Regions from separate parts of the Homo sapiens genome. Here region 2 is linked to region 1. The links are chromatin loops, found by intact Hi-C in ENCODE. Cell type or tissue: CD14-positive monocyte. All regions are shown on one strand. Links, peaks and the distances in the headings refer to the core of each region. The heading gives the core; the rest is flanking DNA. Region 1 holds the start of BRD3 (bromodomain containing 3). Region 2 holds the start of LOC105376314 (a long non-coding RNA gene).

Region 1 (15,758 bases), core at 6,696-14,695:
CCTTACCAGAGCTGCGGGATCAGGTTCTATTTTTATCCTCCTGTGACAGGGGAGGAAACCTGGGTCGGGGAGATTAAGTGGCTTCACTTGGGAAATTCAGCAGTACCAGAGGTTAAAATTCCAAGAGCCTGAGCAGGAAGGGAGAGGATGATGGGCTGCTAGGGGCTGGAGGGGACTGCAGAGCCACCCCAAATCCCTTCTCAATGGCAGCCCTGCTGGCTTTCAGCTGTTTGCCACTGTGGCCCCTAAACTAGTCTTCAGAGATAGTAGCACAGGGGCTGAGATGCTCAAATGAGAGTTTCTGTCCTGTTCCCTTACAGATTCTGCTTCCTAGAGACTTCTCCAGCCTCGGGAAAGTTGGCTCCATGGAGCCATCCGGGCCACTCATGTGTGGGTGAGCAGCGGGAAGGGAAAGAAGGGGACCTTGGTGCTTCCATCAGAGCCAGTGCCCAGGGAGCGCCTGGGTTCCTGCCATACTCCTGGGGGTCACCTTAGGGCAGTGGGAGGCCCATAAGGGTTGGGGGCATTTGGTCAGCAGCCTCAGACACGCTGGCTGGTCAGGGCAGCCTGCTGTGTGCATGTACCTGGGTTCCTTGAGGTCAAGACCAGGCGGAAAGGCTTTTTGTTCTAGCCTTGGGAGGAGTGCAGTGGGGTCTGTGTAAGTGGTGAGGTGGCCATCCTGGTGGTCAGAGTGCTCAAGATACCCAAGGAGATGAGATGCAGACAGCAGGAATGGGTTGCAGCCTCCAAGGTGGCTAACACAGAAGCCTGTAGGTTGAGGAACTGCACCGGGGGTTTGGGGACACAACCAGGATGGTAGTTCTAAGGGAACTGCCTGCAGATCCTCACCTCTCATATTCCCCCTCCCCGACCTTCCTGCGCCTGAGGACTGCACTTTGTCCATTTTGCCAACTAGAAAGGCAAGGCTGGAACCTCGTCCTAGAGCCTTGCCCTGGAGTGTGAGAAGGTCCTGGGCTCCCAGCAGAAACAGAGGGACAGGATTGGGAAAGGTGTTGGCTTCCCCTGCAAACTCTTCCTAAGACCCCGGGGCTTTGGGTCTCAGCCGTCCTGCAAATTGGCTCTGTGACCTTGGGCAGGACCCTTTGCCTCACTGAGCCTGTTTCCTTACCTGTCAGCCTGGAACAGAACACCTGCCTTCTGGGTGAGCATGGGGATGAATTGTCTCTGTGCTGGCACTCACTTTGTGAATATTGCATAGATGTGTGCATTTCAGGCAGTGGAGCTGCTGCTCAACTTGGAACACACCTGGGGACCCCAGGGGCTTGGGGTGGGTGCAGCCCACACAAGGAAACTCGACCTTGCAGTTGGCAGGTTCAGCAGGCACCAAGGAACCTCGTTTTGTTTTTGACGTTTTTATTGGGGTCTAATGTACACAACGTGTAACCACCTTAAGTTACAGCTGGATTAAAATTGATTTATGTGGCCGGGTGCGTTGGCTCACGCTTGTAATCCCAGCACTTTGGGAGTCCGCGGTGGGCGGATCATCTCACGTCAGGAGTTTGAGAACAGCCCAGTCAACACGGTGAAACCCCATCTCTACTAAAAAATACAAAAATTAGCCGGGCGTGGTGGCGGGTGCCTGTAATCTCAGCTACTCGGGAGGCTGAGCCAGGAGAATGGCTTGAACCCGGGAGGCGGACGTTGCAGTGAGCCGAGATCGAGCCACTCACTACACTACAGCACTCCAGCCTGGGTGACAAGAGCGAAACTAACGTCTCAAAAAAAAAAAAAAAAAACAAAAACCAAAAAAACAACAAAACCCCCCCCCCCACAACTTGATTTATGTGTAAACCCGAGTCGTCATCACCCAAAACAAGATGCAAAACGTGTCCACGGGCTGAACCTTTCAAGATACAGAAAAAGGGCCAGGGGTGGCCCTCTCCCGGAATCTCAGGCTGGGAACCTGGTATCTAGTTCCCGCCCCTCACTGGGCAGATGGGGAAACCGGGGCTTGGGGCGAGAAGGTCCCCAGGCAGAGCTGGGAGCACCCCTAACTCTTCGCCAGCTCTGGGGACTTGGCGCCCTCTCCAGCAACAGCGAACTTGGGCGCCCGCGCCCCAGCAAGTCGGGTGGGGGAGATGGTGACACGGAGGGCGCGGCAGAGCGCGGCTCCTCCCCGGGCGGGGCCGACCTGCCCGCGCGCACCGACGCCCCGCCCCCCGCCCCGCGCGCGCGCTCCCGCCAGGCTAATTAGGCGCGCGGTTTGTTTACAAACACGGGCTCCCGGCAGGTGCGCGCCGCCCCGCCCGTGCGCGGCCGGGGTTCGAGGGTGGCTCCCGCGGGCCTCGGGGTGCCCGGACGGGGGCTGCGGTGCTGGCTGCGTGCCCGCTTCTTCCATGCCGTCCTGGGGCACCGGAAAATCCGCCGCCAGGCGCTGTCCCCGACACGGGGTGAGGAGAGCCGTGCGGGCCCGGGCGGGGAACGGCCCACGGGGTCCCAGCGTTGTTGCCCTGCCGGGCGGGCGCCGAGCCCCGCCCCCGCGCGCCCCCCGGGCCAGGCCCGCTCTCGGCCGGGTCGGCGGGGCGGGCGGGGGCCCCCGGGGCGGGGCGCGGCGCCGGCGGGGCCGGGACATGTAGTCCGCGCGCCCGCGGCCTCCCCTGGGCGGCCCCGGCGCGGGCCCGGCCGCGGACTACGACTCCCGCCAGGCGCCGCGGCGCAGCGCATGAGCCCTGCTCGGCTCCGGCGCGTCTATTATGCTGCCGGGGCCGGCGAGCCAAAGAGGAGCCGGCCGCGCGGGCCGGGAGGGGACGGCCGCCGGAGCCGCGAGGCCAAGTACGCCTTTCTCTTGCTTCCTTGCGCGCGCGGGGCGGCGGGCGGCGCGGGCGGCGGCGGGCCGGGCTGGGCCGGGGAGCGCGGCCCCGAGCGCCCCGCGCAGTCCGCCGGCGCGTCCGGGTGAACCGGGCGCCCGGGGCCGCCGCCGCCGCCGCCGCCTTTGTGCGCGGCCACGATGCAACAAAGCGCGGCGGCCGCCCGGGGTCGCGGCGGCGGTGGCGGCGGCGGTGGCGCGGGCTCCGCTCCCCTCCTCCCGCTCCCGCTTGGCCGCCTCCGTCCCGGACTCGGGGCGTCGCTGCGGCCGGGGCGCGCAGCCCGGAGTTGGCGCGGCCCGCGCGCCCCGCGCCAGCCCGGCCTCCGCGCGCCCTCCCTCACGGAAGGGATTTTTTTCCCCCTTTCCTCCGCCCGCCATCTTTCGAAGGGGGAACCCAGGGAGGACGCGGAGGGGGAAGGTGCGCGCGGCGGCCCCGGCCTGCGGCCGTGCGCTCCGCGGGGCCACTTTCCCCGCGCCTGTTCCGCCGGCCTCGCTCCCGAGCCGTTGCTGGGGCCCGCGCCTGGGGACCGTCGCCGCGCGCCGCGGCCGGGGCGGGGGGCAAGGCCGGGCTCGGCCCTGGGCTCTGCGCGGCCTCCTCCCAGAGTTACGGGCCCAGAGCTGACTTTGAGCCCCCCTGAGTTGCCGGATTATTGCACCCAAACCAGGGGGAGACCCAGTTCCCGTTTTGAAATCAGCCTGAAAATCGCTTAATCCGGGCGAGGGCGAGTTGGAGCGGGAGGGACGGGGGTGCTTCCCCTCCTTCCCACTTTTGGGGGGCGCCGGAGTGACAACGTGATACAAGCCCATCCGGGGAGAAATGCGCACCCCGAACCGTGTACACCCACATGGCCCTGGTGGGCTCTCTGTGAATAAAGCTGGGGCGTGCGGGAAGTCTTATTCCACCGGTTGCTCGTTCGGGGGCAGGGCCGGGATGGGGGCTTCGCGCGGCCTCCTTTCCCTGGAGGGCGAGAACTCGGCCCGCCGAGACCCACCGGGGGCAGGGACCCGGCGTCCATCGTGTGGGTTCCTCCGTTCGACCCAATCCTTGAGTGGTTGCGATCTTTAATTTTGGTTGAAAGCTTTCTGCTCAGAAATAGATACTGGGATTTCTCCCCCTTACATTAAACTTGGTCATTGTCTGCAAAAGTTAACCAGGAGGGGAGACTGTAGTGCATTGGTGGGCAGAGTAATTGGGCTGGAACTGCAAGAGGCAGCTTCGTGTGTCCCGTCCTCCCCCGCCCTACCCTGTGAGAAGGAACAGAAGAGGAAAAGAGTTTTCTTTTTACCCTGCTCTTTTGTAGGCTTTTCCCCTTACTCTTTTCTTTAAAATGGAGGGTTTTTTTTTTTTCCTGGGTCCATGTAGTATGCCTGGGGAGATCCTGGAATCTATGCAAAGTTGTATGGCATTTTTCTGGGGAAAGTAGTTTGTTACTGGCTTCCAACGGGGTCTAAGGAAGGTCTGAACCCCTGCAAGGGGCTGGCCTCGGGGGTTAGGGAGCCCTCCCTCCGGGTTCTTCCCTGGCAGCCCTGATGCAGCCTCTCATTTGCAAATAAAGGTCTGTGTTTGCCGTTTTCTCTGTTGAGGCCTTGATGGGTGCTGGTGGTTACTGATCATGAAAGATAAGGCACACGCTGTAACAGGACGGGCTGCAGGCGAGCGAGGGGCATTTCTTTCTGACCTTCCGGGTAGCCTCAGAGGCCCGGTGCCTCAGCAGGGCACCGGGTGCCTGGAAAGACTGTGGGAGCAGCTCCAGCCTGAGCCCTGCCGTTGGGACATCCGGGGAGGAGGGATTTCAAAAGCTTTCTCCGAGTGGGCAGTCACTCCATTTTTATTTTTGTTTTGTTTTTAGAAAGTAGAGTAATTACTTTCCTTTGACAACAGCTCGCGCCTGCTTCGGAAGTGAGTGAGCTTTGAATGAAGGACGGGACTTGCAAACAGTGCCTGCCCTACACTCCGAAGTAGTCATACCCAGAAAGTGAAAGTGGGGGTGTGCAGAGCGAAGCAGCCAGGCCTGCTGCAGCCGGTGCTACCTTCCTCTACCCTCTTCCTCCAGGCTCTGGAGATGCCAGCCGCGGGAGCCCTGTGCACCAGGCGGCAGTGATGGCCTTGTGCGATTCCTGGTGCCACCAGGAAGTGCCACCACTTTCCCTGAGGCATGGTGGCTCAGGGTTTCCCAAGTGGGGTGATTGGCACAAAACCAACAGCTATGCCCAGTTGTCGATGGGAAGAGCCATGTTTTGCTGTGGATACACACGGTACCGGGGCGGGGTATGGGGAACCGGGGCCTACTCTTCCCAGCGTTGCTGCCTGGGAGGTGGGGGCATGCCTGAAGTCGTGCTGCGGGTCTCTTGGTTTTCAAAGCAGTTAACGCAGTTGGTCAGAGGATCCTCCTCTTGCTTCCTTGACCGGTCATCAAAGTATAACTGACCTGACGGGGTTCCTGTCCTAGGCAGGTTCCTTTTTTTTTTTTTTTCTCTTCTCCTCTTGAGATGGAGTCTCGCATTGTTGCCCAGGCTGGAGTGCAGTGGCACGATCTCAGCCCACTGTAACCTCTACCTCCCGGGTTCTAGCAATTCTCCTGCTTCAGCCTCCCAAGTAGCTGGGATTACAGGCGTCCGCCACCACGCCCAGCTAATTTTTTGTATTTTTAGTAGAGACAGGGTTTCACTGTGTTGGACAGGCTGGTCTCGAACTCCTCACCTCGTGATCCACCTGCCTTGGCCTCCCAAAGTGCTGGGATTACAGGCATGAGCCACCGTGCCTAGCCAGCAGGTCCCTTATATCACGAAGCCAGTATCTGGTTGAAGCTAGAAGGTAACTGGATGAATCATGGTAGAATGCAAGGCTTCTTGCCGTAAAAGGTTTTGGAACTTGCGGGTCTGCCTTGGGCCTTCCCGACCCCTGTGGCTCCGCCCCCTTGTTGGAGCAGAAGAGATGCACAGGTAGCAAAGCATGATGGGGTGCCAGGTGCATTTGGGTCAGCGTTTGCCAAGAATGGCCTTGCTCCTGTGTTTTTGTTGGTACTGCCACCTTGTAGAGGTGCCCAGCTGGTGGCGGAGCATAGGGTTTTCTTTGCCTATTCTCCTTCCTGTGAAATCATGGGCACAGACATCATGGGCCCCTGTGCCCGGGCCTCCCTGCTCTGGTTCCTGGGCTCCTGCCATCTGAGAGGCTTGAGGGCTTGCTTATTTGTTTGTTTGTTTGTATTTTTAGTAGAGATGGCGTTTCACCATGTTGGCCAGGCTGGTCTCAAACTCTTGGCCGTGAGTGACCCACCCGTCTCTGCCTCCTGAAGTGCTGGGATTACAAGCGTGAGCCACCATGCTCGGCCAAGATGCTTGAGAGCTCATTTATTTATTTACTTATTTTGAGACAGAGTATCACTCTGTTGCCCAGGCTGGTGTGTAATGGCATGATTTCCCTTCACTGCAACCTCCACCTCCTGGGTTCAAGCAATTCTCCCTGGCTCAGCCTGCCAAGTAGCTGGGATTACAGGTGCCCGCCACCACGCCTGGCTATTTTTTTTAATTTTTTTTAATTTTTTAGTAAAGATGGGGTTTCGCCATGTTGGCCGGGCTGGTCTTGAACTCCTGACCTCAGGTGATCCACCCATCTCAGCCTCCCAAAGTGCTGAGATTACAGGTGTGAGCCACCATGCCTGACCGAGAGCTCTTTTAAAGAGAAAGTGTCACTTTGGGCCATTCACCTGTTGGTGGTTTAAATTGTAAGTCTTCTGGCCACTCCTGATTGAGCTCGCAGTGGAGCCAGGACCTGTGCGTGTGGCTGGAGGCTCGGACCCTGTTGTGTCCGTGCTGTTGGCTGTCTGCGTCTCGCACCAGTCTGTGGCTGTTCCCTGAGAGTCAGTTCGCAGGCTGCCTCCTCACAGGGCCTTCGGAGCCTGGTGTTGGGAAGATGGGGCGTGGAACATGCCCCCGCCCCCCTCCTTGCCGCAGGCCCCCAAGGTACTGAGTTCGTCAGAAGTTAATCCGGTATTGTGGGAGACAACTTTTCCAGCCACTTGGAAAAGTGTCCCGCTGAGGGTGCAGTGATGTTCAGGAGTCGCCGGCTGGATCTTTCTGAGTGTGGCTTGATAACCAGCTGCAGCATTTTGCAAAGCACCCAGTGGACTCGGGTGTGATCTGCAGAGGCGGCTGCTGGCCAGGCCTGGAGTCTGGGGCAGAGGGAGTGCCCTCAGTGCACCTGTGAGGACCTGGGACTAAGAGTCGGTACCTGGGAGCTGTGGGACTCTGGGGCGGGACGGCCTTAGCCTCCGTGTGAGCACTGACCGAGATGAGGCACAGATGCATCTGTGTGAGGTGCCCGGCCCCTGCAGGAGTGCTGAGTATTGTAGCTATAACCTGTCATGTGGCAGAAGGAAGAATCTACTATAAGCGGCTGAGAGGATGCCCTCCCTGTGCCATGCGTCACTGGAGCCTTGGCCTGACAATCCCACAAGGAGCAAAATGTGCAAAGGGGCAGCTGTGTGAGCCTGCGGGTCCAGGGTGCCACCCGCCCCCATCTGCCCACACCACAGGACAGAGCCCTGGGTATGCTGACCAGGCCCTCGCTGGTACCAGGGGCTGGGTAGGAGGCAAGGGTCAAGCACGGTGGCTCCGTGGGCTGTGGACTCACAGACAGATGTGCTGCATGCCCACGCTTTGCTCTTAGCTCTGCCTCCGGTCTGTCCCGGCAACAGGCCTGGGGGCGTCCTGCAGTCCTCGGCATTTGTGGTTGGGGGTGAGCAGAGAACATAGACGAAATAACCAAGGGGATGGTCTGAGAGCTGCGGCCCTGCTGGCCCCTTGTCCTGGCTCGGCATGGCTGAGTGGGACAGCAGTGAGGCCAGGCCTGTCTCCTGGGGCCGGGGTGTTTTGTGAGTTTGGTTCTTGTCAGGCCGGCTGAGAGGAGATGGAGCAGACAGATGGATGCTAGGTGGGCCTGCCGCAGCTTTGTTTTAGGAAGTGCGGAGCACCAGGGCCTGACCCTGAGGCTGTGTCCCTCTAAGAGCACGGTGTCTCCTTCCCTCTAAAGGGCCAGGTGCTGTCCTCACTCACTGCCCCTCTGAAGAGAGTCCCCTGCCTGAGTCGTGGCTCTCCTGCCCTTCCCAGACCCGTGGGAGACCCTGACTACGTGGCGGTGGCCTGGGGTTGGGAGGGCCTGACCAGTGTCTGTGGGGCCAACTTCCTCGTTCCCAGCATGTGTGGAGGGTCGGGCCTCCTCACGCGCCTCATGAGGGTCCCACGGGGGTAGAGCGTCCTTTGAGTCCTCTCTATTCGAGGAGTGGGTAGAGAGGCGGGTAGGGACGGAGCTTGGAAGAGGTGACGGGTTGTGGCCAGAAGGCTGTGGGGGCGTCATGGCAGGAAGGGAAACCTTCAGAGAGGCCGCTCACCCAGGGCCGTGGGGCCATGGAGAAGCACAGGCCCTGGGTTCAGAAAGCAGGAGGCATATGAGGTCTTAGGTCTAGAAGGCACTGGTGGGTGCAGAGTGGGGAGAACTGTGGGGTGCAGGGGACAGTCACGGGAGAGGCAGCGCTGGCAGCTGCACCTGCCCAGCGTGTCTGGGGCCATGCCCCAGGATAGCCCCACCAGTCTGCTGAAGCGCCCCGGGACAGGGCTGGGCCTGTAGAGCCGGGCCCTCCAGGCGGCCAGGCAGCTGCAGGAGAGCAGGTGCGCTGTGCATGGGGGGCTCACAGCACTGGGCAGATTCCCCTGGGGAGTAGGCGCCAGGGCTGGCCGTGCCTGCTTGGGTGGGGCCCACGATGCCCAGCTGCCCTCCCCAGGGCTCCTCCAGGGCTACAGGGGGCCCCCAACCCCCGACTTCTCCCCTGGCTCCATAGAAGGAAGCAGTTGGCTCCGTCTGTCACTGAAGGCAGCCCTGCCCTGACAGATCCAGTTTCCCGAGTCCTGGAGGGTGGCCGCTGGTCACCACGTGGGCTGGGGAGGCCCCTCTGGCCGCCTGGGGACAGGTGCTAGGTTGGCCGGGTTAGATGGGGCTGTGGGGGCAGCAGGCTGGGATCCCTTCTCACAGACTCAGCTCCCTCCTGCCACAGCCGATCACAGCACTGCTCCCAGCATTATCCCGAGAATTCTGGGGCTGTGGGGTGTTGGCGGTGAGTCTGGCATGGATGTCCAGCTTTGTTCAAGCTGGCTCTGGCCTTCTCTGCCTGGGCGACGTTGTGCCCCTTCACCTCTGAGCGTCCCCTCCACTTATGGAAGATGGGGCTCATCTGACCCCCACTGACGCAGGACAGAGTCCAGGAGACGGGCTGGAGTGCCCCAGTGGGGGCCATCCAGTCAGGGACACAGGTACAGAGGCCCAGAGCTATGGAAATTCCAGGGCTGGAGACCCATGGGGAATGGGGAGCCCCTGGGAAAGGCCTCCCCTAGCTTCCTCCAGCACCCCCACCCTTGGTTCCAGTGCTCCTGTCTCCCACCCTTTAGCTGGCAGGTCTGGTTGAGCCCCTGCAGAGCTATGTAGCCCTGCCCCTCCCTGCCACTGCTCCTCCAGACTCATGCTATAGCTGGAATGGCCTTGGTAAGCTGTCCTCCCAACCCTGCCTGTTTGCTGAAAGCTGGGACTCCCCATCCCTGGACCCCAAATAAGGACTTTTTGCTCTGGGCCCAGGCCAGGCTGGAGATGCCCCCATGGTCCAGCCGCTGCCCCTTGGCTGGTTTGCCCCAGGGTGTGGCATTGGAGGCAGCACCCCTCTGTCCTCCCTCTGTGGAGTGCCTGAAGGCTAGGCTGCTGTGCTGCCCAGGCGACATGCCTGCTCCTGCCCCTCTGGGTCTCTGCTCCCCAAGAGGGCCATGGAATGGCAGGAGGGGTCAGGGAGACTGCTACTGGCATTTCTGGGTGTTTTCTTTGGTGGCAACTGGACAGATTCCCATTCCCTCCCTGTTTGTCCACAGCCCTGAAACAGCCCTGGACTCAGCATCTTTTCTGATGAATTCTGGGCTGGGCCAGCCTAAAGGGGGCTGAATTTCTGCTTTTCATTCAGGTCCTCCTGTGCCCTATGGAGAGGAAGGCAGAGTCCAGGGACCTTGGGAAGGGTTCAGGGGGCCACCCACAGCTTCAGGGCCAGAGGTGGGCCTGCCTGGGGCCACACAGCAAGGGTGAGGATAGGTAGGATTCGGGCCACCTCACCAACATTCCTTCCATGTCCAGCACAGAGCCTCTCTTGGATGGGGCATGAGTGGGACCCAGGAAGGGGGCTAGTCAGTGTTAGGGGAGCCTGGCCACTGCCCTCTCCCCGCTGGCTACTTTGGAAATCTCCATGGCATTCCAGATCGTGTGTGTGTGTGTGTGTGTGTGTGTGTGTGTGTCAGGGTCTTGCTCTGACATCCAGGCTGGAGTGCAGCAGTGCGATCACAGCTGACTGTATCCTCAAACTCCCAGGCTCAAGTGATCCTCCCACCTCAGCCTCCTGAATAGCTGGGATTCTAGGTGCACCACCAGGCCTGGCTAATTTTTTTAAATTTTCGTAGAATCAGGGCCTTACTATGTTGCCCAGGCTGGTCTCGAACTCCTGGTTTCAGGGGATTCTCCTGCCCCTCCCAAGGTGCTGGGGTCACAGGCCTGAGTCACTGCGCATGGCCTGGGTCTTTCTTGAGGATTTCACCAGACCCACTCACTGCTGGGTTTTCGCTTGGCGTTCGAGGACTTTTGTGGTTTGTCTGAGTTTCCTCTCTGGGCAGTTTCGGATCCTCTTGTGTCTAAGGCAGGCTGCCTGCTCACTCCGACTTTTACCCGACTGGCAAGGGTGGCCTCTGCCTCTGTCTCTGCTGGGCCCGGCAGGCAGTGCCTGTGGGCTCTCTAGCATGGGCTTTGTGGGCAGCTGAGTGGGAGACCCGGGGAGGTGGACCCCAGGGAGGGTCTCTGAGCCTCCGCCCCCTCCTCTGGGAGACAGAGCTCCATCCCTGTCCTGCAGTGCCCAGGGGAGAGCAGCAGTGGCACATCTGGCTCCCCAGGCCTGTCCCCCAAGGACCCACCGCTTCCCTGCCATGGTCCCAGGGATGGAGTGCGTTTGCTGAGGACAAGGCTGCTGCTGCTGCTGCGACAGGCTGCTGATGGCCAGGCTGCCTTCCTGAGGGGGCCTTGCCCGCACAGCAAAGAGCCCCCTGGAGCGAGGTGGCTGCCAGCAGGCTGTGTGGGAGCCCCTTCACCACTGGAGGGCTGAGTGGTGAAATGAGTTCTTCCTGCACTGTACATGCTCACAGACCCTTCTCGGTTCACATTTTAGCAGACAGGCTTCCAGCCCCTCCAGTGTCCAGGGTCCCTGTGGTGTGGGGCCCCCCTGTTCCCCAAGAAAAGGAGCAAGGGTTTACCCCCAGGAGACCACACCCCCTTCTGCTGCACATTCCCGCAGGGCAGCTGCGAGGGGTGAAGGAGGGATTGCGGCACGAAGGTTTTGTGTGTCTCGTGTCTAGACTTTAAGGCACTGGGGTCTCTGGCACCGCTGCCTTCCTCCAGCCCGAGTCACTCCACCTGAGTCCATCTGCCCCACCCCTGCCCCACTTCCTCACAGGAGTCCCGTCGGCTTATTCCCCATCGCATGAAGGTGGAGAGTGGGTGCAAGGCAGAACCCTGGACCCCACAGTTGCTGTGAGGACGCAGGATGCAGAGTGTGTGTTGAGGAACGGGGTGCTGGGGGCCCGGGGAGAAGGGAGGTGCACCCTCTTCCCTCTGAGCAGCTTCCGCGGGCGGGGGCAGCTCTGGGCTGGCCCGTTTCTTCCAGACCCCACTCATTTTCACCCCCCACATTATCATGAAGCAGATTCCAGACACATTTCATTCATAGAACTTTCAGTCCAAATCTCTGAAAGATGAGGACTTTTGAAAGATTGTAACCACAACGCCACCATACCCCCAATACTAACTCTGGTTCCGGAAATACAGTCAGTGTTGAATCAGTGCCCCTTGGCTCCTCCAGCAGGCGCTGCCAGCACACCGGCCCAAGGCACAGCCTCCAGTGCCCAGCTTTGCTTCAGATCCAGTGCCACTGCCCCACCAGCTGTGGGGCCCAGGCCACCCCTTCCTGGACTATAAAATGGAGCCCTCTTCGGCCAGCCGCCCACCCTCCCTCTTGGTGACACAGTGGGCTGAGCGAGGGGATACTGGGTTTTTTCTTTTGCAGCAAAATCTGGCCCCCCTTTACAGCTGATACAAGGCTGTCTGTAGTTTGAACCTTTGTGTATCTCTGCAGAATACCGGGTTTGATTTGGGATGTCATCTCAGACCCTGGGGTAGGGGTGTGTGTAGGAGAGACACCTCTACCCCCCGGGAAAAGGCTTCCCTTGCTGGTTTGGCTTTCTGAAATCCAAAAAGTTGACAGTCACTACAGGAGTAGAGGCAGGTGACACGGAGTGGTCAGGCTCTGGCCTGGGGGGGACAGGGATGTAACAGGGGCTGGTCCCTGGTGTCCAGACGTGATCCTTCTGTTTACTTTGTTTCTGGGAGCTGGGAGAAGCGAAGGCCATGTTTGTTTTGGGCAGACATGTTCTGAATGTCCAACACTGCCAGCCACACTCCCAATGTTACCTCTGTTCGTCCACGTGGCACCCTGGAGTGATGCAAGGTCCTCCTCCCTTTGCTGCGGCCCCAGGGGACTTGGGATCTAGGGGCACCTCCTTTTCTCCCCAGCCAAGGGGGCCCATGGTCACACCCAGTTCTAGCCACTGGCTAGGACGTCCCGGCCCCCAGAATGTCCTTGCATGAGTGAAGCTGTGGCCTGCGGGAGGCATGACTCTCATGCCTGCGCATGGGCTGTGGTGGGAAGCACTCGGTAGACGACGGCCTTGCTAAGCTCTCAGCACAAACCATCTCTTCACAGCGAGGTCAGCTGGGGGTGGAGAGCCGGGCTGTGAATCCTGGTGTGCCGACACCGCGGGCGCTCCATGCCTCCCTCTCGCAGGGCCTCTGTGTCGGGTGTGCAGACCCCAGGGGGGCCCCTTACCGCCTTTCTGCATGGGCCTCTGTGTCTGGTGTGTGGACCCCGTGGGGGCCCTGCAATCAGCCCTTTCAGAGTCTCCACTGGACCTTGGGTTCTGGAGGGGCCTTGTGGCTGGCGGCTGGCCCTGCCCTGGGCTGCCTTTGTGTCCTTGCTGGCCGTTGAGGGTGGGGGAAGCAGGAGCGCCTCGTTCTTTAACTTCCCAGGGTCTTCTTGCTGTGTGGCCGCCTGCAGGTTGAGGAGCCTGGGACAGGAAGCCCAGGGTCTTGATCCTGGGCTGTGCCTCCACTGCCGACTGCTGAGTGCTTTGTGTCCCAAAGCCTTTGCGCTCAGGTGGCATTCCGGAGGTGAAGGAGGAAGGGGCCTCAGCTTAGTCGTCCGTACACGTGCGCAATTATTCTGACCTTGCAGGTTTGTTGTGGGGATTGTGGGGTCTCGGCATCGGTGAGCTGAAGGGCTCGTGGCCCTGGCCGACCACCTGTGCTGTTTGTGGTGTTTCTCCACTGTCTGCTCCCACCTCACCTCACCTCACCTCACCTGGCAGAGGAGCCACCGACGTCTGGGCCAGAGGGCTGAGGTGGGGTGAACATGGTGTGAAAGCACCACACTCTGCAACAGGGTGGCTGTCCTGCTTGTGCACCCTCTGGGGCACTCGCAGGCTGGGGTAGGGTGACCCCACCACCGTCCTTCTCTTGTTGGAACCTCCACGTTGATTTGGACCGTAGTCCATCACTGATTTTCAGCTGGCCTGGCCAGTGTCTGTTTCATTGTAATTTCTTTGTGGAAGCCTCAGTTGTCTTTCCCATCTCGGGATGTGGCCCCGAGCTCCCTGCACAGACGTGGAAGGTGCATGGGCTCTGGTCGGGAAGCTGTTTGCCTCATCTCATTTCCGTCGCCCTAGGGGAGGTCTTTCGAGTTGGTCTGCAGGTTGCCCTGGTTCTTTCCAGTGTCTGTGTGGGGCTCTCTTGCACAGACGCCTTCTGGTTTCTTCAGCTTCTCTGTCTGGACAGTTGAGACACTGAGGGTGGCAGAGCCAGGCCCTGGCTGTGGCTCTAGCCTGTCCACCCACTGTGCTTGGAGGGAAGGTGTCTGCAGACGGGACCAGCCCTCGGCCCCAGAGGGGATGACATGGTGTGAATGTGCTGTGGACGGGGACCTGAGGCACTGAGCCCGTCTCAGCCCTCCCTCCCCACTGGGACTCTGGGAACTGCACATTCTCCCACAGGGAGGGGTCACCCCGGGCTCTCACCTGACTGTCGCCTCCTGGTCTCCTCCTGCCCGGCGTGGTCCTTGCCAGGTGGTGGGTCCCAGTACCTGGTAGCGGAGGGGGCTTGAGGGGGATGCCACCCCTTTGCCCTCTGGCTGCCCTCCCTCCCTGCCCCTCCCACTGGCTGGTGCCAGGCTGCCTGGGGGCTCCGCTTCTATGCCAAGGGCTTCTGGGGGAGGCAGGGCCACTTATCATGGCATCGTGTTGTCCTCGAGTTTTTGCAAAATCTGAGTGTGTGGGGTGTAGGTGTCTCAGAGGGCAGGGTTTGTGTTCCAGGAGAGGAGAGGTGAGATCACCATGCCTCACCACCGAGGGTGGGGCAGTCGCCTGCCCGTGTGTGCCAGGGGCTTTTTATACTGCACCCCTCAGCCTTCCAGGTCTTGTTGGGGTTGGTGTGTTTCTGCCAGGTAGCGGAGCTGGAGGCAAACTGCACCCTCAGGGCCTGTAGTGACCACTGGCATTCAGTGAGCACATGCTGGCACCAGGTGCAGCCCCAGAGCTTTAACCACATTGGCCGGGATTTCCCTGGCAGCAGCAAGAGGGCTTCTGGGCTGGGCCTTGGACGGCTCTGCCGTGGCTCGTGGGCTGGTGCCAAGCAGAGCCTGGGGCGCCCCTCCTTCTGCCTTGCTCAAGCTCACAGTCCATGGCCGGGCGGGGCTGCCCTCCCCACCCAGGACGAGGCATGCACTCCGGTGTCCATGGCTGGAGCTGGGCTCCTTCTCAGTCTCCGGTTTGAAACAGTGGTCAGGTGGTTGGAAGTGGGTGGCTTAGAGGGCCTGATCTGGCCAGGCGTGGGATCCTGACGGCAGCATAAGCAGGCCCCCATGTTGAGCTGTGACCGTCCATCCTCATGCTTGGAGGAAGCTGGCCTGCAGCCTGGGAGCCTTCCTTTGTGCCCTGACCACCCCCACATCCCCAAAGGTCAGTTTCAGCCCCATTTCCTGGCTCTGGGCCTGTGCAGCAGCAGTGGATACTGGGAATGTCCCCACCTGACCGACACCTGGGAGCTGACATCTGGGCCCTGGGAGGCAGCAGCAGCACAGCCTGGGCCTTCTGTCAGGGTGCTGCCCGGCAGTCTCAGCGGAGCTGCGTGTGGTGCTTGGTGCCCATAACTGGCGTGAGCTCTCTCTGTGCCTGACTCCTCCACCCTCAGGAGCCTCGTGGGGAAGTGGAAGGACCAGGCCGTGTGGCTGGCCCCAGTGTCTGTGCTGCCTGGGGGCCCAGCAGGAAGGGTGTTCTGGGAGCTACCTGGAGGCCTTGGAAGGGCAGGAGCCTGCTGCTGTCCAGGCCTTGAGGGAGGGCCGCAAGTCACAGGAGACAGGACACAGGTCTCAGGACTCGGTCACCCCAGGCCCCACCAACCAGGGTGGGGCAGGACTCGCTTTCACTCTGAGTCACGTGGAGCCCCTGGGAGGTTTTGAGCAGACCGGTGACTTGATCCGACTTGGTTTTAACAGGATCACCCTGCGGTGCGGGCTAGGCGGTCCTTGCGGGGCAGAGCAGGGAGCCCTGCTGGGAGGGCTTCATGGAAATCCTTGCAAGTGGTGGTGGCGAGGGGCAGTGCTGCCACGCTTTGGCCTGGGGCTGCCCTCCGCACCAGGGTTGCAGCCTGGGGCTGTGAGCACCGGGTCGGTGAGGTGGAGAGGCACCCGCTCACCTCAGGAGGGCATAGAAGAGGGTGGGTGTGAGGGGCTTCCCTGGATGAGGCCCTGGCACA
Region 2 (15,758 bases), core at 5,008-13,007, 870 kb before region 1:
AACTTAGGGACAGAACCGGCCCACCTTGGTGGATGGGGCTTGGCAACCTCCCAGATTCCCGAACACCCCCATAGGCCCCTTTCAGCCTCAGGTTTGGAGAGGCAGAGGGGGAAAGGTCCCAGCTAGCCAGCCAGGGGCAGGGAGAAGGTGTGCTGGTCTGGTCAGTTACCTCCCTGACTTCCTCATCCATGTGGCAGCTGAAGCCTGTGACAGGAAGAGGCAAAACAAAAACCAAACCTGTCCCTAAAGGTTAAGCTTATTGGTCCTTACGTGGGGGTGTAAAGTGTTTTATTCAGGTAAGCTGACGCATCCTGTTAGCTGAGCTAAACCAGACAGAGCTGACTGGAGGAGGCAGGGCTGATTTGAAAGATGAACCTCCAGCCGAGAGCGCCTGTGAGGATGCTTGGGGGCATCAGGATCTTCCTCCTGCAAAGCTGCAGGTCCTCATGTGCCTGATGCTCTCCCACTAATGGTTAGCTCTGTGACCTCCTCCAGGTTGCCTCAGTTACCTCAAATGTAAAATGCAGAATGAAGTCCCCCCTCCCCACCGCAGATGGGACACAGGTGAAGAAAGGTGGTCCGGTGACCTGCCCCATCCCAGGTGGCTCTTACTGAAGGTCGGCTTCTATTGTTAGGCCACGTGCACGTCCTTTACCTGGAAGATGATTGAAACCTGCACCTGGACAGTGCTACCAGCTGTGGGCCACCAGCTCTGCAGGGACCCAAGGCCCCAGTGCAGGCTCAGAACGAGGCAGAGACAGTACCGTGAACTGCTCCAGGCATCCACATTCTCAGGGACCAATCACCCTCCTCCGTGCCTGTTTGGGCCATCATGGGAGCGATTCAGGGCTGCTCAGGCCTTGGTCCTCTTGTCCTAAGGGAAGAAAGCTGAAAATACCTAGATGTCTAGATGGCCCTGGATCCACAACAGTCTCCATCAGGAGCACAGGAGCTGTGCATGACCACACCACCGATTTCCTCTTGGGAGACTTCTAGGGGTGGGGGGCTGTGGTAGCAAATACAGAGTGTGTATTACCCCAGCGTTAACCACGCAACTCCTAGCCTGGAACACTTAAAAGAGGAACCTGCCACCCTCCATGAGGCTGGAGAATCAGCGGGAGTTTCCAAAAGGCAGCTTTGGTTTAAACCACAAGATAATGGAGGGATTTGCATTTTGCTGAAGAAACCCCAAAGTGCCCTCCGACATTGTTTCAGTTCTGATTTTTTGTTCCTTTTTGAACGTCTCCTCTTGAAGCAATTTCTGGCCAAATCACACAAATAAAGAGCTAGAGAAACGGGTTACAGCTCGCTTCCCCAACTTGTTAATTAGGTTTGGAAATGTCTAGAGGGACTTGAACTTCAGTGACCAACCACCCTGGTTTGCCCTGGGGACATGGGACTGTCATTGCTAATACTAGGACAGTTCCAGGCAAACCGATGGGATGGTCAGCCTGCCTGCACCCTGGTCATTGTCTTCACCCATTGTTCCCTCATAAAGGTTGATAAGCACCTCACCTTTTGTAGTTGGTGGAGTCGCTGCTCCACCCCTCCTTTCCCTCGGCTGTGATGACTGGCAGGTGACTAGCCAATCAGATTCTTCCCTAGGATTCTTCGTTGGGGATTGGTGGATCACATCCTCACTTGCCCCCCTAACTCACAGAGTATGATGGAGGTGACTTAATGGTGACCATGGCTGGCTGGGCTCTCTCTGCCTCTGAGAGAGCGCTCCTCTGTAGAAGGAGAGAAAGAACCCAGGCAGGGACAGTGTGTGTACGTGTGTGGGTGCGTGCATGTGCGTGTGTGAGCCTGCAAACCCACGTGCCCACCCCCAGCTGTCTCTTGTCACTGCCATGACCAGATCGGGGTGCTGGGAGGATGGAAGAAGCCGTGGTCCCGTGCTCTGCCCTCTACTGTAGCAGAGAACCCGCTACACAGAGGTGACTGTGCAGGGGTGAGGGAGGTGGCGGACAAGGTATTTATGTGCAATAAATATTTAATTCCACCCAGCGCTCCTCCCGTAGCAACGTGGATCCTAGATTAGTTTTATACATTCCACCCACATCACCATACCCTTCAGCAAGGTTGATCCTGTCCTAATGCGAGTTTAAAAATTAAATCCACTTCGATGAACAAATGTCCTTTGCAGCTTCATCCCATTCTTTTATGCAGAGTAAATATGTTTGCACAATGGCTCTGGGAACAGCGCTCCAGAGCGGATCACACACGCGTACAACCCGGCTCGCGGCCCTGACTCCATGCATTATATATGACAGTCCCAATCCAGTCTCGCCACCGTGCTGGGGAGCGGGCAGCAGCTTGTCAGCGCCTTTAAATCAAGCGCGAAGCAGATTGTGAGCTGGTTCTGGGGAACAAAAAGCAGTAAAATAATTTGGGATTTTGAGAACCATTAGTTTAACTTAGGTGAGAATACGTGCCTGGAGTTTTCTCATCTGTTCATAAGCTTTAAAAATATACACAAAGCTGAACAACAAAAACAACCACCACCAAAAAAACAGCAATTGCCCCTTCTCCAAAACCGACCCTGCTTCCCAGTTTGTTTTTCCCGGGTTTGTGGAAGGTGACAGTGACCTCTCTCCTACACAGAGCTGTCGGTGGAGGCTGGAGATTTGGTCGCGCCACCGTGTTCTAGGGTTTGGAGACTCAATTAAGATATTAAAAATAGGACTTGGGGCCAGCAGGGTGCTTCCGTGGAGCTGTCTTTGTTTATGTCTTCAGCAAGCGGCCTGTGAAAGCCCCTCCAGTCCCAGGGAGGCTGGAGAGTTCTAAAGGGGATTATCTGCCTCCCGGGGTATAAATTCCAGTTTACTCTGACACAAACTATTACCCTGCAAACACTGGCCATCCGTCTTCAGGTGCCCGGCAGATACTCGGCGCCGGTGCTATTATCTCTGGGAAATTAAAGTGGGCCGCAGGGTGAGGGATGCTTACTGCTGGAGCCCCAGGTTCCTCTGCCTCAAGGCCGACGCTGACCTCCAAATAGTCCCAAGCATGAATTGGTTTGTCTCTCTGGGTGGTGATGCCCGACGTCCTCACTCTCACCCTCTGCTCCTTCGTAAGGGTTGATAAGCACCTCACCTTTTCTAGCTGGTAGGGGGCTTTATAAAGGGCAATGTTGCTGCTGCCAGCCCAGGGGTCTGAGCAAGGAGGAGGTGACAGTGCTGGGACAGAGGAAAGGGGAAGGAGAAAAGAAGGAAGGAAGAGGGGAGAGGAAGAAAAGACCATGTTGCATAGCAGAGCAGGGCCTGTCCCACCCTGCTATCCTGGGCTAGAGAAAATCCCCCCTTTAAAGTATTCAGAGTCAGGCTCCCTTCCTCACCATCTAAGAACCCCTGGGCCTGGGTGCTGGGGGAGGCCCACTCGGTACCTTCATCCCAGCACTCTTTGTCCAACGTAAAGGCTTTGTTGAGATGTAAATCACAGACCATAGAATTCACCCTTTTATTTTATTTTATTTTATTTATTTTTTAAAGACAGATTCTAACCCCGTTGCCCAGTCTGGAGTGCAGTGGTGTGATGTCAGCTCACTGCCACCTCCACCCCCCGGGTTCAAGCAATTCTCCTGCCTCAGCCTCCCCAGTAGCTAAGGTTACAGGCATGCGCCAACACGCCTGGCTAATTTTTGTATTTTTAGTAGAAATGGGGTTTCACCATGTTGGCCAAACTGGTCTCAACCTCCTGGCCTCAAGTGATCCACCCACCTCGGCCTCCCAAAGTGCAGGGATTACAGGCGGGAGCCGCTGCGCCTGGCGGAATTCGCCCTTTTAAAGTGCACAGGTTTTCTGTATAGTTACAGGATCGTGCAGCCATCATCATATTCTAGTTTTAGGACATTTTCATCACCTTAAAAGAAACCCTGGACCCTTTGGCTGTTACCCCCCTGCCACCCTTCTTCTCATCCCCTGGCCACAAGGAATGTTCTCTCTGTCTGTCAATCGGCCCATTGTGGCGATTTCCCGTCAGTGGAATCCTGGGCTGTGTGGCCTGGCTTCTCATGTGGGGCATGTTAGGAGGGCTTGCCCTGTTGTTGCCTGGACCCATGCTCCCTGCCTTCCGTGGCTCACTCTTGTTGCCCTCTGCTCCCTCATAAGGGCTGATAAGCACCTCACCTTTTGTAGCTGGTAGGGGGCTTTATAAAGGGCAATGTTGCTGCCAGCCCAGGGATCTGGGCAGGGAGGAGGTGACAGCACGGGGACAGAGGAAACGGGGAAGGACTCTCCCCTCTGTGGGGAGACCACACTGTGTTCATCCCTTTCTGTTGAGGGTACCTGGGTCACCTCCACCTTTTGGGGATTGTGAAGTGTGCTACTATGAACGTGCTTGTGCGGGGGTTTGTGTGGAGGCCTGTTTCATTTCTCTTGGGTATATTCCCAAGGTTGCTGCTGGGGGCTGTTGGAGGAGCTGCCAGCCTGTTTCTACCACAGCTGCCCCATCTCACATTCCCACGTCCTAAGCATGTTATTGGTCGGCTTTGCCTTGAGCACTGGAACAAACCACCCTGTTGGCAGGTGTGCCTTTTGCTGAACCCATTCTCTACAGATGTTAGGATCTCTTACTGCAAAGGAGATCCTGACACAAGAGCCGGGGGACCCTTGCCTGCCCATGAGGCCTGAGTAGTGGCAGGGTCACCAGCTGACGGCGACAGTGACTCCTGGAATTGGAAGACGGAGCCAGCGGGGCAGGGTGGGGGGTCAGGGGGTGGAGAGGAGAGTCAGCTTCAGCAGAGAAGGCTCTGAAAGGTCATCTGGTCTCAATGGTTGGAGTCCGTCCTGTTGCAGAGCTTGCTCAAAGCTGTACTGGAGCCCTGGCTTCTCGCCCACCCTTTCCCTGGCCTGGGCTGCCACTGGGCACTGCAGCCTGGACTATCTGGAGTCAGGGAGTTTATCTGGCAGGAGGCACCCATCCTCCAGAGGGGCCTGCCATCAGGTGCCCTCTGGAGAGGCTACCAGGGGCAGGGAACTGGGTCTGCTGGGTCGGCTTTTGCCTTTCAAACTTGGTAGCCACCCCCCAGTCACTCCAGGAAGAGGAAGAAGACACCTCTGAGGCTGGAGGAAAGAAATCGGGCAGAATTTACTCCCTTGCTACCAGAACTCTATGAATACCTGGCCTGTTTGTTCAAGCAGGCTTGAGCTCTGCTACCTGTGTCCCTGGTGTGCTGTGAATGGAGCACGAGACATAACACCAAGCAGGACCCATGGGGCTCTGCAGGGGAGAAGACAGACCAGGTTGTGTGTGTGTGTGTGTGTGTGTGCACTCATGTGTGCGTTCGTGCACGTGTGTAAAGAATGAGTTCTTACCACTCTAGACAATGGAGAACTAGTTTTTCTGGGCTTCGTTTTTAGTGAGTCATTGACTTCTTCCTAATCAAATGATCTATGTAGAAAAACACCAGTAGGACTGACAGATACATGGCCTATTTCTGCTAGACATATTGGGCCTACAGAAGTCCAAACCATTTCTTTTCCCCAGCAATGCCAATTAGAAAATATAATTCTGAAAAAGATGCCATTCACCACAGGAACAGAATTCATTAAGTATCTAGGAATCAACCAAAAATGTCCACTCTGATACAAGATGTGGAAGACAGTCTGAAGACGGGCAGGGCTCTGCGCGCTCCACACTCTCAGAAGCAGCGGCCTGATGTCAGGACAATGCCGAGTGTCTCCAGACGAACCCACAAATTCAACGCAATCGCAATCAAGAGTGCTTGTGGAGCTCAGCAGTGATGGAGGAGTTAAGGTCCTCAGATGGCTAGCTCAACATTAGAAAAGAAGGGCAAAGGGCGTGGGCTTGTCTTGTGAGATAGGAAGATGCCCTGCAAAGACGCAGCAATAAATGCCACGTGGCACTGGCAAGAAGAGCAACGGCCTAGAACCAAGAGCCCAGAGACATGGCCAACATTGACCCAAGTGGGAACTTAAATCCCAAAGGCAACACTGCAAATCCAATGGGGAAGGAGCATGTGGTCTGGTTGATGTTTGCTTAGCAGATAGAGGTCAGCAATGAATTTCTACACCTGTGGGTCACAGACACGGGAGGACTCCATGGATTAAAGGGCCAGATTGGAAAAGTAGAAAATCAGAAAGCCAAAAGACTGCAGAGTATCTTTAGGGCTTAAGGGCTGCAAAAGCCTTCTTAAAGAAAACTTATTTATTTAGACAGGGTCTCAACCTGTCATCCAGGCTGGAGTGCAGTGGTATAATCACAGCTCACTGCAGCCTCGAATTCCTGGGCTTAAAGGATCCCCCCACCTCAGCCTCCTGAGCAGCTAGGGCTACTGGCATGTACCAACACACCTGGCTAATTTATTTTTTTGTAGGGATAGGGTCTCGCCATGTGGTCTTGAAGTCTTGGGCTCAAGCAATCCTCCTACCTTGGCTTCCTGAAGTGCTGGGATTCTGGTTCAAACTCGCTACACATAGGGAAACCGAGGCTCTGAGGGGGGAGCACGGTGTGCGTGCACATACACACACACACAGGCACACACCTGGTCTGTCTTCTCCACTGCAGAGCCTCACGGGTCACACGCACACACCTGGTCTGGGATTACAGGCATGAGCAACCACACTCAGCTAAGAAAACTTTAGAAGCCAAAATTACTAGCTCAAAAAACTGTAGGGGGCAAAGTCCACGGAGAGCTGATAGAAAGGAAGAAGAGATTTGCAATGTCTGAAGCCCACAAAGGTCGATGTCTAGAGCTAAGGCATGAGCAGTGAAAGGCAGCAGTTCCCGCAGAGAAAGCTAGGAAGGAGCAGTTTACTCGGGCAGCAGTTACGTTGTCCACTGTGAAGCTCATGAGCACCAGCAAGATGTTCCAAATCCCGGGCACACTCAGGAAGCAGGAGCGTGCAAAGAGTCGGTGGGAAAATGTAGAAACCAGCACCGGGCCGGGCGGGGTGGCTCATGCCTGTAATCCCAGCATTTTGGGAGGCCGAGGCGGGTGGATCACGAGGTCAGGAGATCGTGACCATCCTGGCTAACACAGTGAAACCCCGTCTCTACTAAAAAATACAAAAAATTTAGCTGGGCATGGTGGCAGGTGCCTGTAGTCCCAACTACTCAGGAGGCTGAGGCAGGAGAATGGCGTGAACCCGGGAGGCGGAGCTTGCAGTGAGCCGAGATCGCACCACAGCACTCCAGCCTGGGCGACAGAGCGAGACTCTGTCTCAAAAAAAAAAAAAAAAAAAAAAAAAAACAGCCAGCACGGCCCCCACTGGAGCACAGCCTTTCTATACAGTCCAGTTTTACTGCTCGAAGTCCCCACCTTGGTGTGAGCCAGGAGGACTCTGACACAGGTTCCGTCGGGGGCGGGTAGGGGGGGGAGGCGGCGATTGGGGGCGGGGGTGGCACTGCAGCATTGGCGCTGGGAGTGAAGGTAGGCTTACAGGCCACCTGGGTCACCCAGTAGGTGCAGCCCGGGGAGTGTGGCACGGCTGTGGAAAGCGTCGGGCTGAATGCAGATGCACCAGGATGGGTGATGGTAAAAGTCACACGTGCATGATGCAAATTCGGTGGAGGAAGTAATGTTCAGAGCCAGGTGCCACAGATGCCATTTACCTAAGTTAAAAATACACACACACAGATTCATTTTGAAAGAACATGGTTAAAATAAAAAGCTATGCACTAAACACAAGAAAGTGTTGTTTAGGCATGGAGGAGAGGCAGGGAAAGAGAAGGAGTGTGGGATAAAGGGAGAGGGAGAGAAAGGAGTCTGTGGGGACGCGGCACTGGTGGATAATGGTGCCTACCCCGGCCCCAGGCCTTTCGAGGTTGGATTTTTGGCTTCTCTGGTGTCCGCTGGTGTTTGCAGAGCCCCAGAACATCCTCGCACCCTGCTCTCTGCAGCAGCATTCCCCCCAAGCACACCTACCAGGAGGTGGGGAAAGCAAATCTACCCACTCTTCCCTGGAGACCCGAGGAGGACTGGCATTCCATCCAGGTGGCTCCCTTTGCTGGAAGAACCCTTGGGAGGACTATGGCCATTTGTCTGGGAGATGGAGCAAAGGGGAGGAAGGCCAAGAGAAACCATTGCTTGGACCTAGGGACACGGGGAGAGGGGAGGGAGAAGACTGCTCTGTGCAGTACGACTCTCCCTCAACTCAGCATGACTGTCCCCCAAACTCAGCACCACTACTCCCTGCTCTTGGCATGACTGTCCCAACTCTCAGCAGGGCTGTCTCTCCCTCTCAGCAGAAGGGGCTGCAGCTCTCACCTGCCCTTATTGGCATGGCCTGCCAGGAGCTGGTCCAAGGTCCCGCATCCCAGGTGGGGAGAGCCCCGGTCTGTGTGGACCCACAGTCCCTGCTCCTCACACAGGCATGGGGCTGCTGGGAGGCCTCCCACTCAGGGGGATAACAGGTGCTCAATAAACCTCATGCTCCCAGGCTGGGGCCTGATGCCTGAGTCAGGAGGCAGGGGTGGCCTGGGCTGTCCTGAGGACTGGACGAGGTGGGATATTGGTGAGGAAGAGGTAGTGAGGGGTCAGGCTGGGTCAACTCCGTGAGCTGCTGGGTCCCTGCCCAGGGGTTGGGGATGGAATAATTCCATGGGTCTTCCGAAAACCCCTGTCCTGGAGCCGGCACATGGTGACAGAGCGTGCCTCTCTGGAGAAAAGAATGAGGAACCTAGGGCAGGAATGGGGCTAGTCAGCCACAAGGAGGAAGCAGGGGCAGAAGTGGGGCTAGTTAGCCACAAGGAGGAAGCAGGGCCGTGTGTCCTGAGGTTGAGGAGAGGAAGCCCATGGGTGTGGACGCATCTGGCATTGCTCAAGGAAAGTCCTGGATTCCTCTTCCCCCCAATAAGAAATAACCAAACAGAGGTGGAGCAGGCAGCCCTTGGTCCCTTTCCTGGGGTCTGGGCTCTGGTTTGACTCGGCAGAGAACCTCTCCCCAGCGGCAGGGCTGCAGGCACAGTCTGTCCTCACAGCCAAGCAAAGGTGCCCTCTGCTTCCTCACAGGACCCTAAAGAGTAATGTGTGGAGGGCCCCACCGGGTCCAGCCAGGCGAGCTGTCCATCTTCCCACCACCAGCCAGACACGATAAGCAGAAAATGAGGGGGCGTGTCCCAACAGAGGGACGGGGATAGCCCAGCCCAGGGGATACGCCTGGGCTCGACACTGGTTCCAACCCCCACTCCGGAGGGAGCCAACTGCCCTGTGGCAGCTCTGGTGCCTGGAGGAGCCAGGTCTCTGGGTGGGTGAAGGGGACACAGCTGCTGCTCTCAGGTGCCCACTGGGGCCGGTGGGTCCTGGAAAGCTCCACCAGCAATGGTGGCACATTTTAAGGAGAACCTGGCTCTAGGTGTCACTCTAAGTCGGTTCCTGACTCCACGGCTCTCCGCTGGGCTTTTGGTGATGTTGCTTCACCTGCTGAGGCCATAACTTGGACATCTACCCCCAAGGTCTGCATTAGCAGAACTTTAGTGTTCCTTGAGACTCTTGCTCAGGAAGATGAAACTTGCAAAGGACTTCATTGCTCATTGCAGGAATCTCCCTAAAGACCCTGTATTAGTCAGGGTTCCCTAGAGGGACAGAACTAATAGATGTATATATGAAGGGGAATTGATTAGGAGAATTGACTTACGCGATAACAAAGTGAAGTCCCACCATAGGCCATCTGCAAGTTGAGGAGCAAGGAAGCCAGTCTGAGTCCCAAAACCTCAAAAGTAGGGAAGCCGACAGTGCAGCCTTCAGTCTGTGGCCAAAGGCCTGAGAGCCCCTGGCAAACCACTGGTGTAAGTCCAAGAGTCCAAAAACTGAAGAACTTGAGTCTGATGTTCGAGGGCAGGAAGCATCGAGCACAGGAGAAAGATGAAGGCTGGAAGACTCAGAAAGTCTAGTCCTTCCATCTTCTTCTGCCTGCTTTATTCTAGCCGCGCTCATAGCTGATTAGATGGTGTCCATCCAGATTGGGGGTGAATCTGCCTCTCCCTGTCCACTGACTCAAACGTTACTCTCCTCTACCAACTCCGTCACAGAAACACCCAGGAACAATACTTTGCATCCTTCAATCTAATCAAGTTGACACTCAGTATTAATCATCACAAGTCCACCCCCTGTCAACTTGAACCCATACACATTCTCCTGGTATCATATGTAATTTTCAAATAAAGACAATAATAAAGTCATAATTACACCTAACATAATATAGCTGTCCTTCGTACAACTGGAAGCACACTAATCCTTAACCTAAATGATATTATATAAAGTTAACAACACTTAAATGTTGATATGAAGTCAATAAATCTTATGTCACATGGTAGAAGGAAAAAGAAGAAATAAAGTGAAGATATTTTCTTAGTACAAGGGTATACATGCACAAACATATTCCTAATAAAATAAGGAGGAAATACTCATGACAATTACAGTCCTCATTTCTGCACCTAGTCACGTGGTTGTAGCTGGTACTGATGACTACCTTCTTCTACTACCTGTTCTGTATTCCCTTTGCCTTCAGCAGGCACCTCAGCGGGTTGTGGTTCTTATTTTTTATTTATTTATTTTTGAGACGGAGTTTCACTCTTGTTGCCCAGGCTGCAGTGCAATGGTGTGATCTCGGCTCACTGCAATCTCCACCTCCCAGGTTCAAGCCATTGTCCTGCCTCAACCTCCTAAGTAGCTGGGATTACAGGCATGCGCCACCATGCCTGGCTAATTTTTCGTATTTAGTAGAATCAGGGTTTTGCCATGTTGGTCAGGCTAGTCTCGAACTCCTGACCTCAGGTGATCCACCCACCTCGGCCTCCCAAAGTGCTGGGATTACAGGCATGAGCCACCGCACCTGGCCTGGGTTATGGTTTTTTACCTGGTGGAGTGACTCAATCCTTCATTCCTGAAGGGTCTGGGCCAACTGGAGTCCTGCCTGGACTGGGCTGTTGTAGTTTCCCATTGACCTTAATTACAGGGCAGGAGGTCCCATTGACCTTAATCACAGAGGAGACACCCTAAGAAATCTGTACTCCATGCATACTCTTCCTTACCTCCGCTGTGGAGCAGTAGACTGACTTTATCTCGATGGTCTGGGTCAATCACCCCAGCCAACACTGTAACTCCCTTCTTAGGCTGTTGACTTAGAGGCAGGAGGAGGTCCTGTCCCAAAGTGTCCAGATGGCAATCTTAACTTCCAGTTTAATGGAATCATTGTGGTGTCTCCTGGTGGCAGCGTTCCTCCCTCTGGAACTAAGACCTCTAGGCCAGCAGAACATAATGTTGCGGGAACAGAAAGCAAACATTTTGCTAGTGGGTCACTAGGGGTGATGGTGAGTGGTGCCACTTCCACTTCCACTGCTTGATTCCTGGAGCCATGAATCCTGGCTATGGGGAAAATAGTATCATATATTTGATGCAGGTTCAGAGCATACACAGCCTCCTGGAGAACTTTGCCCCAGGCTTGCAAAGTATTGTCACCTAGCTGGCGTTGTAATTGTGATTCCGAAAGGCCATTTCACCATTCTTTTTTTTTTTTTTTTTTTTTTTTGAGACGGAGTTTTGCTCTTGTTGCTCAGACTGGAGTGCAATGGTGCAATCTTGGCTAACCACAATCTCTACTTCCCGGGTTCAAGCGATTCTCCTGTCTCAGCCTCCTGAGTAGCTGGGATTACAGGTGCATGCCACCATGCCCGGCTAATTTTTGTATTCTTAGTAGAGACAGGGTTTCATCATATTGGTCAGGCTGGTCTCCAACTCCTGACCTCAGGCGATCCGCTCACCTTGGCCTCCCAAAGTGCTGAGATTACAGGCGTGAGCCACCGCGCCTGGCCCATTTCACCATTCTATCAATCCAACTACTTCAGGACAATGGGGAACATGGTAAGACCAGTGAATTCCATGAGCAGGAGCCCACTGCCACACTTCTTTAGCTGTAAAGTGAGTGCCTTGGTCAGAGGCAATGCTGTGTGGAATACCATGATGGTGGATAAGGCATTTCGTGAGTCTATGGATGGTAGTGTTGGCAGAGCACTGCGTACAGGATAGGCAAACCCATATCTGAAGTGTCTATTCTAGCGAGGACAAATGGTTGCCCTTTCCATGATGGAAGAGGTCCAATATAATCAATCTGCCATCAAGTAGCTAGCTGATCACCCTGGGAAATGGTGCCGTATCAAGGGTTCAGTGTTAGTCTCTGCTGCTGGCAAACTGGGTACTCGGCAGTGGCCATATCCAGATCAGCCTTGGTGAGTGGAAGTTCATGTTGCTCAGCCCATGTGTAACCTCCATCCCTGCCATAATGGCCACTTTGTTCATGGGCCCACTGGGCTATGACAGGGGTGGCTAGGGAAAGAGGCTGAGAGGTGTCCACAGAAGAGGTCATCCTATCCACTTGATTATTAAAATCCTCCTCTGCTGAGATCACCCATTGGTGAGCACTCACATGGGATACAAATACCTTCACAGTTTTTGACCACTCAGAGAGGTCCATCCACATACCTCTTCCCCAGATTTCTTTGTCACCAATTTTCCAATCATGCTTCTTCCAAGTCCCTGACCATCCAGCCAAACCATTGGCTACAGCCCATGAGTCAGTATACAATCACACATCTGGTCATTACTCCTTCCATGCAAAGGGCACAACCAGGTGCACTGCTCGAAGTTGCCCACTGGGAAGATTTTCCTTCACCGCTGTCCTTCAGGGATGTACTAGAAAGGGGATGTAGTGCGGCAGCTGTCCACTTTCGGGAGGTGCCTGCATATCATGCAGAACCATCTGTGAACCTGGTCTTCTCTTTGTCTGTCAACTGATCATAGGGAACTCCCCATGAGGCCATCGGTGCAGGATGGGGGAGAAAAGGGAGGGTGGCAGGAGTGGAGACCATGGGCATTTGAGCCACTTCCTCATATAACTGACATGTGCCTTCAGTACTTGATCAAGCCCAATCACGTAGATATTTGGTGATGGAATGCTGCTGTACGTGACCCACTTTATGGCTAGATGGGTCAAAAAGCACCCAGTTCATGACATGCAGTTCAGGTCACATGGTGGCTTGATGACCCATAGTCAAACTTTCAGTTTCCATTAAAGCCCTGTAACAGGTCAAGAGCTGTCTTTCCCAAGGAGAGTAGTTATCTGCAGAAGATGGCAGGGCCTTGCTCAAAAATCCTAGAGAACTCCACTGTGATTCACCTATAGGGGCCTGCCAGAGGCTCCAAACAGCATCCCTATCTGCCACTGACACCTCAAGCTCCATTGGATCTGCTGGGTCATATGGCCCAAGTGGCAGAACAGCTTTCACAGCAGCCTGGACCTGTTGCAGAGCCTTATCCTGTTCAGGATGTAGGTCAAAACTAGCAGCCTTTCTGTTCACTCAATAAATGGGCTGGAGTAACATGTCCAAATGAGGAATGTGTTGCCTCCGAAATCCAAATAGGCCCACGAGGCGTTGTGCCTCTTTCTTCGCTGTACGAGGTGCCAAATGCAGCAACTTATCCTTCACCTTAGAAGGAATATTTCGACAGGCCCTGCGTCACTGGACCCCTAAACATTTTACCGAGGGAAAAGTTCCCTGAATTTTACTCAGATTTATTTCCTACCCCCTAGCACACAAATGTCTCACCAATAAGTCCAGTGCGTTTGCTACTTCTTGCTCACTGGATCCAATCAGCATAATCTCATCAACGTAATGGACCAGTGTGATACCTTGTGGAAGGGAAAAACGATGAAGACCTCTGCAAACACGATTATGACACGAAGGTGAAGAGTTGATATACCCCCGAGATAGGACAGTGAGGGTATATTGCTGGCCTTGCAGGCTAAAGGCAAATTGCTTCTGGTAGGCCTTATGGACAGGAATGCAGAAAAAGGCATTTGCCAAATCAATGGCTGCATACCAGGTACCAGGAGATGTGTTAATTTGTTCAAGCAGTGAAACCACATCTGGTACAGCAGCTGCAATTGGAGTCACCATTTGGTTAAGCTTACGATCATCCACTGTCATTCTCCAAGATCCATTTGTCTTCTGTACAGGCCAAATGGGAGAGTTGAACAGGGATGTGGTGGGAAACACCACCCCTATGTCTTTCAAGTCCTTGATGGTGGGACTAATCTCTGCAACCAAGAGACTCTTCCCGTTGACTCTTCAACAGGAATCCAGAGTGTATGCTCCAGGACTCTTGAACCCTCTTCATCTCAAGGTACTGGCTGTACTGTGTGCACCCACCCAAAACTATTACATCGAAATCCCCTGACCCAGCCCTCTGGAAGATCCACCCTAAACCAGACTTGGAGCTCTCAAGAAGCTGGACCTTCCCTTTCCTTCCCTTCCTGATCTGAGGCACTGCTGTAGCACTCTGAGCTGGCACTGTCCCTCACTGTGGTGAGCCGGGAACTCAACTTTGTCCTGTCCACAGTTGTTGGGGATATTTGGAGAGTGTCATTTGAGTCTCTGCCATTCCTCCCGCATACGTGGAGTCCTGAACTAACGTGCCTGGGAGGGCTCCTCTGTGCAGTCATCTGCATGCAGCTCCTGGGGTGTGTGGACCCAGAGCAGGTGTGCAGCGAGCCCCACCCTCTCTCAGGTGGCTTCTTATTCCGTGGCATTGTCGCTGTATTACCTGAGCTTCAACAGGTGAGCACAGTGTGGCACCCCTATGGCAAGCATAAACCAGTTATAAGGATGTTTCTTGATTTCAGAAATAGCAAGGAACACCCGGGCACAGTGGCTCAAGCCCGTAATCCCAGCACTTTGGGAGGCTGAGGCAGGCAGATCACCTGAGGCCAGGAGTTTGAGACCAGCCTGGCCAACATGGCAAAACCTCGTCTCTACTAAAAATGCAAAAAATTAGCTGGGAGTGGTGGCAGGTGCCTATAATCCCAGCTACTCAGGAGGCTAAGGCAGGAGAATCGCTTGAACCCGGGAAGTAGAGGCTTCAGTGAGCCGAGATCACGCCACTGCACGCCAACCTGGGCAACAGAGCAAGACTCTGTCTCAGGAAAAAAAAACAAAACAGAAACAGCAAGGACCCCCAGGTCCACTAGAGCAGAGAGGAAGTACCACATGGCACACCCTGGGGGTGAGGAGGCCGCAGAGGCTGTCCTGGGGATGACTAACTCCAGGAGGAAGTGGAGCAGGACCCCTCTGGCTGCCCTGGTTGTAATCTCGAGGGGCAGGGTGCGGTGAGGGCATATCCCCAATGATCCGCACAGCAGCCTGTGACTGATCCTGTGTCATCTGCCAGAAGGACCCTTCCTGGGGCTTGGGCAGCCAGGCTTTTTGCTAGATTATATTTTCTTTTGGTTGCAGCCACACTTCTTCTCTTCATAATAAACTGTTGCATTTTACAGTGTGAGAGTTTCTGCCTTGCTGACCCATGGGGTCAGAACCCCTCGGGGGTGGGCATGGTCCAGGGGGAAGGAATTCCCTCTGTCCACTCTGACCAGCCCCACTCTGACCAGCCTCACTGGCTGGCCTCTCCCTCTGTATCCTTCCAAGGCTCATCTCAGGCTGCAGACCCAGCACGTGAAGCAACAGCCAGGCTAGGGGTTGCTCAACCTCCCAGAAGCCTGAGCTGCAACAGGGAAGTGAACCAGCAGGCATTCAACATCCCCAAACCTCCCAGAGACAGCTGGGCTATAGCTTGTGGTGGGAGCAATACAGGACGATGGTGACCCTTATGTGTTCTATTTATTTTACTTAAATAGTTTATTTAAGCTTGCTCTTTTAAGTGAAATTTAACACCCATTCACCAGAGTGCATAAACTAAACCTGCATCACCCAATGAAGCCAAAACCCATCTCCAGCCCCCCGTG

What was found. A loop is a pair of places that touch in the nucleus more often than their neighbours do. Peaks named below come from ENCODE experiments on the same cell type or tissue, not always from the same donor. Only the 100,000 strongest peaks of a DNase experiment are listed, where the experiment ranks them.
Region 2: it touches region 1 in a loop (4-fold over the local background); 2 of 110 quality-filtered maps call a loop at or near these places.

Annotation. Positions count from the first base shown.
Region 1 is chr9:134,054,980-134,070,737 of GRCh38, reverse strand. BRD3 (bromodomain containing 3) reads left to right here and starts at 2,712. Exons shown (of 12, transcript NM_007371.4): 1 at 2,712-2,793. LOC100130548 (a long non-coding RNA gene) reads right to left here. Exons shown (of 3, transcript NR_135126.1): 2 at 14,024-14,088; 3 at 11,933-13,776. RefSeq lists silencers at 2,107-2,836, 3,017-3,266 and enhancers at 7,238-8,149, 10,330-10,509, 10,530-10,579, 10,384-11,125. In CD14-positive monocyte, for the core only: no CTCF peak of the experiment used is centred there; a DNase peak (open chromatin) is centred at 10,477; H3K4me3 peaks cover 1,680 bases; H3K27ac peaks cover 1,530 bases.
Region 2 is chr9:134,922,331-134,938,088 of GRCh38, reverse strand. It overlaps LOC105376314 (a long non-coding RNA gene), which reads right to left and starts at 1,565. Exons shown (of 4, transcript NR_188683.1): 1 at 1,516-1,565; 2 at 656-874. LOC124902302 (a long non-coding RNA gene) reads left to right here. Exons shown (of 2, transcript XR_007061846.1): 2 at 1-1,299. RefSeq lists enhancers at 4,993-5,052, 7,861-8,718, 8,719-9,577, 12,934-13,073 and a silencer at 7,261-7,380. In CD14-positive monocyte, for the core only: CTCF peaks have their summits at 11,021 and 11,248; DNase peaks (open chromatin) are centred at 8,708, 9,428 and 12,858; H3K4me3 peaks cover 4,518 bases; H3K27ac peaks cover 6,782 bases.